2 separate regions of the Homo sapiens genome follow, and region 1 is linked to region 2. The links are chromatin contacts, found by Hi-C or POLR2A ChIA-PET in ENCODE. All regions are on one chromosome and are shown on one strand. Each heading gives the region's core, a stretch centred on a gene start or an enhancer-like site at or near the end of the contact. The rest is flanking DNA. Distances are from core to core; before and after follow the strand shown.

Region 1 (4,624 bases), core at 1,042-3,541, 110 kb before region 2:
TCAAAACAAAAAAACAAAAAACAAAAAAACCCCAAAAGACACGAGTGTTCAGACACTCAGTTGCAGACATTAAAAGAGAGCACAGACACATGTGCTGTTTTAGGTATAAAGGAAAGACTCTGGAATCAGGAATGAGAAGCGAACATCCTGCTCTGTCGCTCTAGCTCTCTATGCCTCAGATTCCTATCCTGTAATAAGTGGGCATTTGGGTTACATGATTTCTAAACTCTAACAGCACTCATAATCTATTATATACCAATCACCTATGCTAATTTACTAATTATACACTAGATAGTATGGTTATATACTAACAGTCTATTATACAATCTGCTAAAAATTCATAAAAATATCTATCCCTTTACATTTTCCACAAAAGGGCTTGACCATTTTTCCTGAATTATTTTTAGTTTTCTGCTCTATAGAGATAAGAAAAGTTATTCCTTTAATAGAAACTTCTATTCAAAGCAGAAAATATGAGCAGATCTTATTTATAGCCCCTAGGCCCCATTCTTAACAAAACATTTATCTCAGTAAGAAGGAAAGCACAGAATAAACTTTGTTTAATCGTACCTACTCTTCTATGCTGTCTAAAAGCATTTCCGTGACTTTTACCAAAGGGCTGGATAAAAATAAAACAAATCCTTTATTTGGCAGGATTGGGCCTGGGGAAGGGAGAATATGAATGTCCTAAGAAGGCATCTGAGATCACATCCTGTATTTGTTGTTATTATTGTTTTTTTTTTTTTTTTTTTTTTTGAGACGGAGTTTCGCTCTGTCGCCCAGCCTGGAGCGCAATGGTGTGATCTCAGCTCACTGCAGCCTCTGCCTCCTGGGTTCCAGCGATTCTCCTGCCTCAGCCTCCCGAGTAGCTGGGATTACAGGCGCCCACCACCACGACCAGCTACTTTTTGTGTTTTTGGTAGAGATGGGGGGTTCCACTATGTTGGCCAGGCTGGTCTTGAACTCCTGACCTCAGGTGATCTGCCTGCCTCGGCCTCCCAAAGTGCTAGGATTACAGGCATGAGCCACTGCACCTGGCCTGTTAGCATTGTTTTTAAACTCATTGTTGTTATTTGCTGCTAACAAAAATGTAAGTTACATCTTCTCCTTATTACAACACAGATGATCTTTATCACCAATCCTGGACTCTTCCCCTTCCCTGGCATCTTCCTCCAAAGCAGGGGGTGGGGAGGGAGGAAAAAGAAGGAGGAGAAGGAGTAGGAGGAGAAGGAGAAGTAGGGGGAGGATGGGGAGGGAAGGGTGAAAGAGAGAAAGAAGGAAAGAAGCGGAGTATCCTGAGGCCTGGGGCCCCTGAGCTGAGATTCCTCCTCTGGCCTAGGTGCCTCGGGGTATTGTTGCTGTAGGCACTAACTATACAGCAGTGAACAAACCAGACACAAAATCCTGCTTTTCTGGAGCACATGTTTTCAGTCCTTAATAGCAATAAGTAAGTCAGAGTGTAGATTTGGGTAAATTTTGTTATCAATATTGTCCTGTGTTACATTTTCTTAGTAGTAAGTATTTAATATTTTCCCCCCCGTCTAAAAATAAACACAATGTAAGTGACTCAACAGAACCAAAAAAATTGTTGTCAATTTTTAAATTTAATAAATGAGATATTTGTTGGGATGTGATTTTTTTACACGAGAGTTAGTTATGAGTTTCTATTAACAAAAGCTGGAATTGTTCTATATTTGAATTCGGGTGTCTTTTGGAAATTCAATATTAAATCTTAGTACTAATAGTACATGCTGTTCAATCCCTGTAATACTTTCTGATTGTCTTAAATGGACTGCAACTTTTCTTTCTTTAAAAGTGGTCAGATATATTGCGTTCTTAAGATTATAAAGTAGGCCAAGTGCAGTGGCTCACGCCTGTAATCCCAGCACTTTGAGAGGCTGAGGTGGATGGATCACAAGATCAGGAGTTTGAGACCAGCCTGGCCAATATTGTGAAACCCCATCTCTACTAAAAATACAAAAATTAGCTGGACGTGGTGGCGCGCACCTGTAGTCCTAGCTGTTTCAGAGACTGAAGAAGGACAATCGCTTGAACCTGGGAGGTGGAAGTTGTAGTGAGCTGAGCTTGCGCCACTGCATTCCAGCCTGGGTGACAGAGCAAACTCCGCCTCAAAAAAAAAAAAAAAAAAAAAAAAGAAGAAGAAGAAGAAGAAGAAGAAGAAGAAGAAGAAGAAAAATGATGATAAAGTAAAAGGCCAGTAACTGGCAGCCACATGTTATGCAAACATTCTCCCCTCTGTAAATACTACATGAATGTTATTTTTGCTTTCAGAAATCACTAAACCTTGGCCATGGTCACTTCCTCTTTTCCAATCTCTGTGGCAGTTTTTGCCCTAATAACCCTGCAGGTTGGTACTCAGGACAGTTTTATAGCTGCAGTGTATGAACATGCTGTCATTTTGCCAAATAAAACAGAAACACCAGTTTCTCAGGAGGATGCCTTGAATCTCATGAACGAGAATATAGACATTCTGGAGACAGCGATCAAGCAGGCAGCTGAGCAGGTATTCTCTTATTTCTGTTAATCATAATGTACACGAGGGGCATGGGAGCTGGTGGAAGACGAGAGAGCTGAATTGTCTGTGTTGTACATGGAAAAATCATTTTTATTTTGCTTGTTTTGAACAGGGTGCTCGAATCATTGTGACTCCAGAAGATGCACTTTATGGATGGAAATTTACCAGGGAAACTGTTTTCCCTTATCTGGAGGATATCCCAGACCCTCAGGTGAACTGGATTCCGTGTCAAGACCCCCACAGGTATTTTAACTATCTTAGTCTTTTGTGCAAAAGTAACTCTCTAAAATGCGCACGTTCACCAAAGCAAAATGATTGCTCTTGAATTACCATATATGTGGTATATGTTATGGTTATATTTATCTCAACATTTGTCAGATTTTAAAAAATTGTACTTAGATACTATTTAACAATCTTTTGTGATTGAAAATCTTTATTAAATTTTGAGAAAATGTGTAAATAGGGTATTCCTGCAAGAAAAACTAAGGGAAGAGATCTCATAGATACAAGTAGTAACTTAATTTCTGAAGTAGACAGTGGATTGTGTTAGGAATACATTCCAAAGCCTCTGCTGAAGGGACACCCTTTCAATGTTATAGAGTCTCTCCATTCCAGAGTTGCTTCTTAGGCAGAAAGACTTCACCATGTATTTTCAAGTGAATCATAAGACCTTATGCTTTGAAACTGCATTTTCCTAGGCTCACAAATCTAATTTTCCTGGGAAAAGGTTATCTAGAAACCTTCTAATATATATTAAAAATCTGGGTCCTACTGTCATCCTGGAGGTGTCAACGTGGCAGTTGCATGGACAAGTCTGGCATGAAAAGACAAAATTATATCTGGAGATAGAAAATCAAATGTCAGCATATAGATGGTGTTAAACACCATGATGAGTTCACCTGTGGAGTGAGTTAGAGAAGAGTTTAGGTATAAGGCTTGAGCACTAGGAAATTCTAGTGTTTAGACTCGGAAGAAAACGAGGAATCAGCAGAAGAGTCGAAGAAGAGCAACCAATAAATAGGAAAATGAGAGGGTGGGTCCAATAGAGAAGTGAGGTGTTTCCAGAAGGAGGTGTAATTAACTGTGCCAACTGCTGTTGAAAAGTTAAGATGAGATCAGGTAAAATGTGGGGGTCACTGCTGGCATTAGTAAGAGTTTGGGTGATAGAGATACAAGTTGGAGTGCTCTGAAAGGGAATGGGAGAGGAGGAACTGGCAACAGCAAGAGGGACTGATCTTTTGAGGAGTTTTGCTTTAAGAGAGAGATGAGGATTAAAGCAATATTTGGAAGGGCATGTTTGGAAAGGTCAAAAGAGGTTTTAATTTTATTTTTTAAAGATGGGAGGTACTAGAGGATATTTCATTGCTGATGGGATGTTTCAGTAGAGAGGAGACCCTTGATGAGGCAGGAGACCGAATAATGAATTTCTGGAGCAATAGATACCGTGTGGGAAGCATTCATCAAGTGTATAATCATCTGTGGCTTTTAAAGTATGATATTTTTAGGCATAGTTTTTGTATTAACTTAAGTTCCACTTAAGTGGTTACAGTTGCTATCGTTTCCATATAAAGTGACTAAAATATTTTTTTAAAATTGAAATTTCTTAATTATAATTTGGTTTAGATTTGGTCACACACCAGTACAAGCAAGACTCAGCTGCCTGGCCAAGGACAACTCTATCTATGTCTTGGCAAATTTGGGGGACAAAAAGCCATGTAATTCCCGTGACTCCACATGTCCTCCTAATGGCTACTTTCAATACAATACCAATGTGGTGTATAATACAGAAGGAAAACTCGTGGCACGTTACCATAAGGTAAGAGAGAGTGACGGACGTGTAAAATGGAGCGTGTTGTGAGTGGTCAATGCTGGGTTTAGGAGTTTGAATTTCATTCCCTATATGATACAATATTACTAGAGGGTTTTTTTGTTTTGTTTTGTTTTTTGTTTTTTGAAAGTGGGCAATAAAGAAAATGACACTTTTGGCTGGGCGTGGAGGCTTATGCCTGTAAGCCCAGCACTTTGGGAGGCTGAGGCAGGTGGATCACTTGAGGCCAGGAATTTGAGACCAGTCTGGCCAACATTGTG
Region 2 (4,501 bases), core at 541-3,040:
AAGAGGTAGACATGAGTAAATGAAGGACAGTGGAAAGGTGTGTAAAATAAATGAATTGAGGGCTTCGAGTTGAAAAATTGTTGGAAAGGAAGCACTAGTGAAAAATTGTTGGAAAGGAAGCACATGGGCTGGGAGGACAGGATGTGAAGCTTGAAACCAATCATTTGGATGACTCTTGTCATTGATAATGACATCCGGGGATATGACCATGGAAGGTGAGATGAGATGGAGGCGAGTCTATGATTGTTAAAAGATAGAGGTCGATGAACTAAGAGTCCATTATTGGAAGGATCATTTAGGTGGACAATAAAATTGCTAAGAACTTTAGCAGGAGTAGCGTTACGGACAGTGACAGTAAGCCAGGAACTCATATCTTCAAGAAGTACAGAGAGATGACTTGGGAGTCTGTACATGCCTGCAATAGGAGGAAGTTGGTATGGTTTGTGTCCCCACTCAAATCTCATCTTGAATTGTAGTTCTCATAATCCCCACGTGTCATGGAAGGGACCTGGTGGGAGGTAATTGAATGATGGGGGAAGCTACCTCCATGCTGTTCTCATGATAGTGAGTGAGTTCTCATGAGATCTGATGGTTTTCTAAGGGGCTTTTACCCCACTTCACTCTGCACTTCTCCTTGCTGCCACCATGTGAAGAGGAATGTGTTTACTTCCCCTTCTACCATGACTGTAAGTTTCCTGAGGCCTTCCCAGCCCTGCGGAACTGTGAGTCAATTAAACCTCTTTCCTTTATAAATTACCCAGTCTCAGGCAGTTCTTTGTAGGAGTGTGAGAATGGACTAATACAGAGGTATAGCATGAAGACATGAACTTCAAAGCTTGCAAGGGGTTAGAGGTTAGGGTGGAAAGATCTTCAATGGCAATGAGTGTAAGTGGACACTTACTCTTTCTCCAGATCATATAATATGAAGAGGTACAAGGAATGTAGGAAAGAAAACAGCCGCCATTGACAAGGTTGCAGGGGAGAAGGTATCCTGAGGAGAGAGAGTTTTAGTTAGAACAAAGAGTGGGAAGCAGATTTAAAAAAAGAATTTTAGGAAATGGAATAAAGACCATGAGTCCCCAAGGGCACTCTTGGAAGGGTTTTGTGAGTAATACCACAATGGGAAATTGGTTTGGATTAGGAAATGAGTAGAGTAGTATAGAGATGAAATTCTGAACAATTAGGAATGGGTGGTTAATGGAATCCGGGACAAAGCTTATGATAGGGTTAGTGTTCATGACCTTCTGTTGGAAAGTTGAGGCACTCTGCCCGGGATTTCCTGCCTTGCTAGACAGATCTATTTTAAACTATAAGTTCTATCAACATATTTTTAATTCATATGTCATTTTCAAACATTAGATGATTAGATCATTTACACAGAACTGTTTACTTAGTTAGGTAATCAAACAGCAATTTGTTAACTTCCCATATTGCTATTGTATATTCAACCTGGAAACTTTGTATATACAGATAATAATTATCTCTAGCTTGTAAATTCTTAAAGCTGAAAGAAAAGAAACAAAAACACTATTTTGCCAGGTCCTTAGATAAGCTTTCAACTCACAATGTTGTCATAGAGCACTTAAACAAATAAATCTATTCAAAAACAATTTATAACACTTCAAAAAGCACTCATACAATGATGTTTAATATTCTTTAAGTTGGGCAGACAAATTATTCTACAGATGTGGCATTCATACTATCAACAATTTCTAAGATACTGTGCCTAAGGCTTGATGTCTCTTAAACCAGTATGTGCAAATATGAGCTTGCGGTAACCTCTGAGTCATTTTGGTCAGAGCCACAAAAAACAAGGCCTATGAATTTGCCAGATGGCGTTTTCATCTTCTGTGAATTTCCTCTTCTAAAAGTGAAATTTGTATTTTGCTTTATTTCCACCTTCCCTTACTTCTTTTTGAACCCTAGTTCCTACTGAGAGTCCCTACTCAATATGACATCAGGAAGAAATGTTTTTAAGAGTCAGGAATAAATAAACACTTCTGAACAGTGATTTTGAGTGTTGTGTGGTTCCTTTAGTAAGTCAACAAATAAGTAAAAGAAAGAAGGAAAAGAGAGGGAAATAGTGGAGGAAAAGTCTAACTAGAAAATATATAACTTAACTGATTGAGTTTAGTTAAATGCAAACTTAAATTTCATAGTAAGAAATCCATCATTGTTTTAATGAAATCATAATCGTAATTCAAATATTGCTTAGTTTAAATAACAGTTTTTGTTTGCTGTTTAGCTTCTATCATGGAATGAGCCTGTGTGTCTTTTTAAATAAATCTTACAGATTTATTTGGTATAAATATGTTTCCTTCTGGGAATAGAAGACCAAAGGAGATTAGGGGAAAAATGTTCCAAATTTATTAAAATATACATTTTCATACCTAGATATTGCATTTCTCTCATTCTAAACCATCAGCCCAGAGGGAAGGGAAAAAGATAAAAAGGAAGGCAGACTCCTGGAATTCTAGGAATTGTTGCTGTTTTCTAGCATTTTCCTACCAAAGTGATAGACTATAGGACTTCATTGCCAGAAATTTGTACTCTTCCCCAAGCTCTTTCTCCTTCCTTCCTTCTTTCCTTCCTTCCTTTCTTTCTTCTTTCTTTCTTTCTTTCTTTCTTTCTTTCTTTCTTTCTTTCTTTCTTTCTTTCTTTCCTTTTTCTTTCTTTCTTTTTTCTTTCTCTTTCTTTCTTTCCTTTCTCCTTCCTTCCTTCCTTCCTTTCTTTTTTCTTTCTTCCTTCCTTCCCTCCTCCTCTCCTTTCCTCCCTCCCTCCCTTCCTTTCTTCCTTCTTCCTTTCTTTCTCTCTCTTTTCTTTCTTCCTTTCTCTCTCTCTCCCCCCTCTTCTCTTTATATATATGTACATGTCTGTGTATGTGTTATATATGTGTGTGTGTGTGTGTGTGTGTGTGTGTGTGCATGCGTATGTGTGTGTGTAAGTCCAAGTTCTAGAATTTAGCTCAGAATTACAGGGTCATATAGAAACAAAAGGGACAGTTTCAAACTGAGTCCCCTGGAACTTTGAGGTTCTTCAGTGAAGTACAAGAAGAGGAGGCCTAGTAGAAGATGCCTACTCATAATAATTTTTTTTACCTGTTTTATAAAGTGAGATTTATTGGATTTCAGAACTTAAAAACTAAAAAGGTTGTGTGCCTTGCCCACGGCCCACATGGAAACTCAGCTTCCCTGGGCTCTCACCTCAGTGCTCTTTGCACCATGCCACTTCACTTCTTACCATAGACTTTAGTCTGTATATCAAAAATCCTTAATAAGTGGGACCACAATATCATTCTTCACTAGTAGGTGCCATTATTTAAGACATCATAAATTCTTATATGAAAATTTAAAGCTTAATTTTTAAAAATTGACCTCAAGTTGGTTCTTTCTGCAATAGAGAGAAAGACTGGACTGATATCAAAGAAACTGAACTAGTAATTGAGACCACAGCTCATATTCAAGCTTTAATGATTTGTGAATTAAACTTCAATTTCTTGCCAGTAAAATGAGGTTAATGAAGCATGTCATGTCTTCCTTACAAAAAATGATGTTGGTCTTATAAATGTCAAATAAAACTGTAACTGAAATAATGCATGGAATATATGTAGAAGTACTTTGCAAGCTGCAAATAAATATATGTAAGCTTCTTCTTATTACAATTAATTATAAAATAAGAAATATATAATTTACGTATGACCAAGTGCAGAAGTGGGCATAGTGCGTATTAATTCTGCACAAGAGGCACATTTAAAAGACTTCTTGTCTTTTTCATAAACATATTTTAATTCCAAATTTTCTGGCAATTTCTTTCTACCCTTTACAATGTAAGTCTCCCCCACTAGACTGGCTTCCTATGGACACAGATTGTTTCCATAGATTAAGATGTGTGATCATAATCATCATTTGATCTTCTCTGACCTACAAATGTGGCAGTTTCATATAGTTCAACCTAATAATTTAGCTTCATATTTCTAGAAGAATGTCCAGCTCCAGGTAAAAGTTTTTTAAAAATTGCTGTACTGAACTATTGAATGGAACTTGGAAATAAAGTCCCTTCCAAAATAACTATTCTTCAACAGAGAGTAATAGGTAAATGTTTTAGAAGTGAGAGGACTCAAATTGCCAATGATTTACTCTTTTATTTTTCCTCCTAGGTTTCTGGGATAAGTATGTGCAAATAAAAAATAAACATGAGAAGGAACTGTAACCTGATTATGGATTTGGGAAAAAGATAAATCAACACACAAAGGGAAAAGTAAACTGATTGACAGCCCTCAGGAATGATGCCCTTTTGCCACAATATAATTAATATTTCCTGTGTGAAAAACAACTGGTCAAATGATGTCCGTGCTTCCCTGTACAGTTTAATGGTGCTCATAATTCTGACCACACTCGTTGGCAATCTGATAGTTATTGTTTCTATATCACACTTCAAACAACTTCATACCCCAACAAATTGGCTCATTCATTCCATGGCCACTGTGGACTTTCTTCTGGGG

What was found. Hi-C counts contacts between places; a loop is a spot of excess contacts on that map. ChIA-PET counts read pairs that join two places held with the same protein, here RNA polymerase II (POLR2A). Pooled maps may share reads with other maps.
Region 1: a loop to region 2 is called in a pooled map, with 2.4 times the contacts of the local background. The contact joins the promoter of VNN2 here to the enhancer-like site in region 2. A Hi-C loop is called at or near these places in 1 of 37 single-sample maps with no recorded cell type and 7 of 50 pooled maps. POLR2A ChIA-PET finds 5 or more read pairs at or near these places in 2 of 52 experiments (both activated T-cell).

What each region holds. Positions count from the first base shown.
Region 1 is chr6:132,755,571-132,760,194 of GRCh38, reverse strand. It overlaps VNN2 (vanin 2), which reads left to right and starts at 2,291. Exons shown (of 7, transcript NM_004665.6): 1 at 2,291-2,524; 2 at 2,649-2,779; 3 at 4,160-4,352. The coding sequence starts at 2,312.
Region 2 is chr6:132,645,785-132,650,285 of GRCh38, reverse strand. It overlaps TAAR1 (trace amine associated receptor 1), which reads left to right. Exons shown (of 2, transcript NM_138327.4): 2 at 4,157-4,501. The coding sequence starts at 4,283. Among named protein-coding and RNA genes, the nearest start is that of TAAR1, 11 kb to the left of the region's middle. Within about 2 kb of position 1,790, at least 2 of the 41 ENCODE cell types and tissues checked have a DNase peak (open chromatin) inside an H3K27ac peak, as active enhancers do.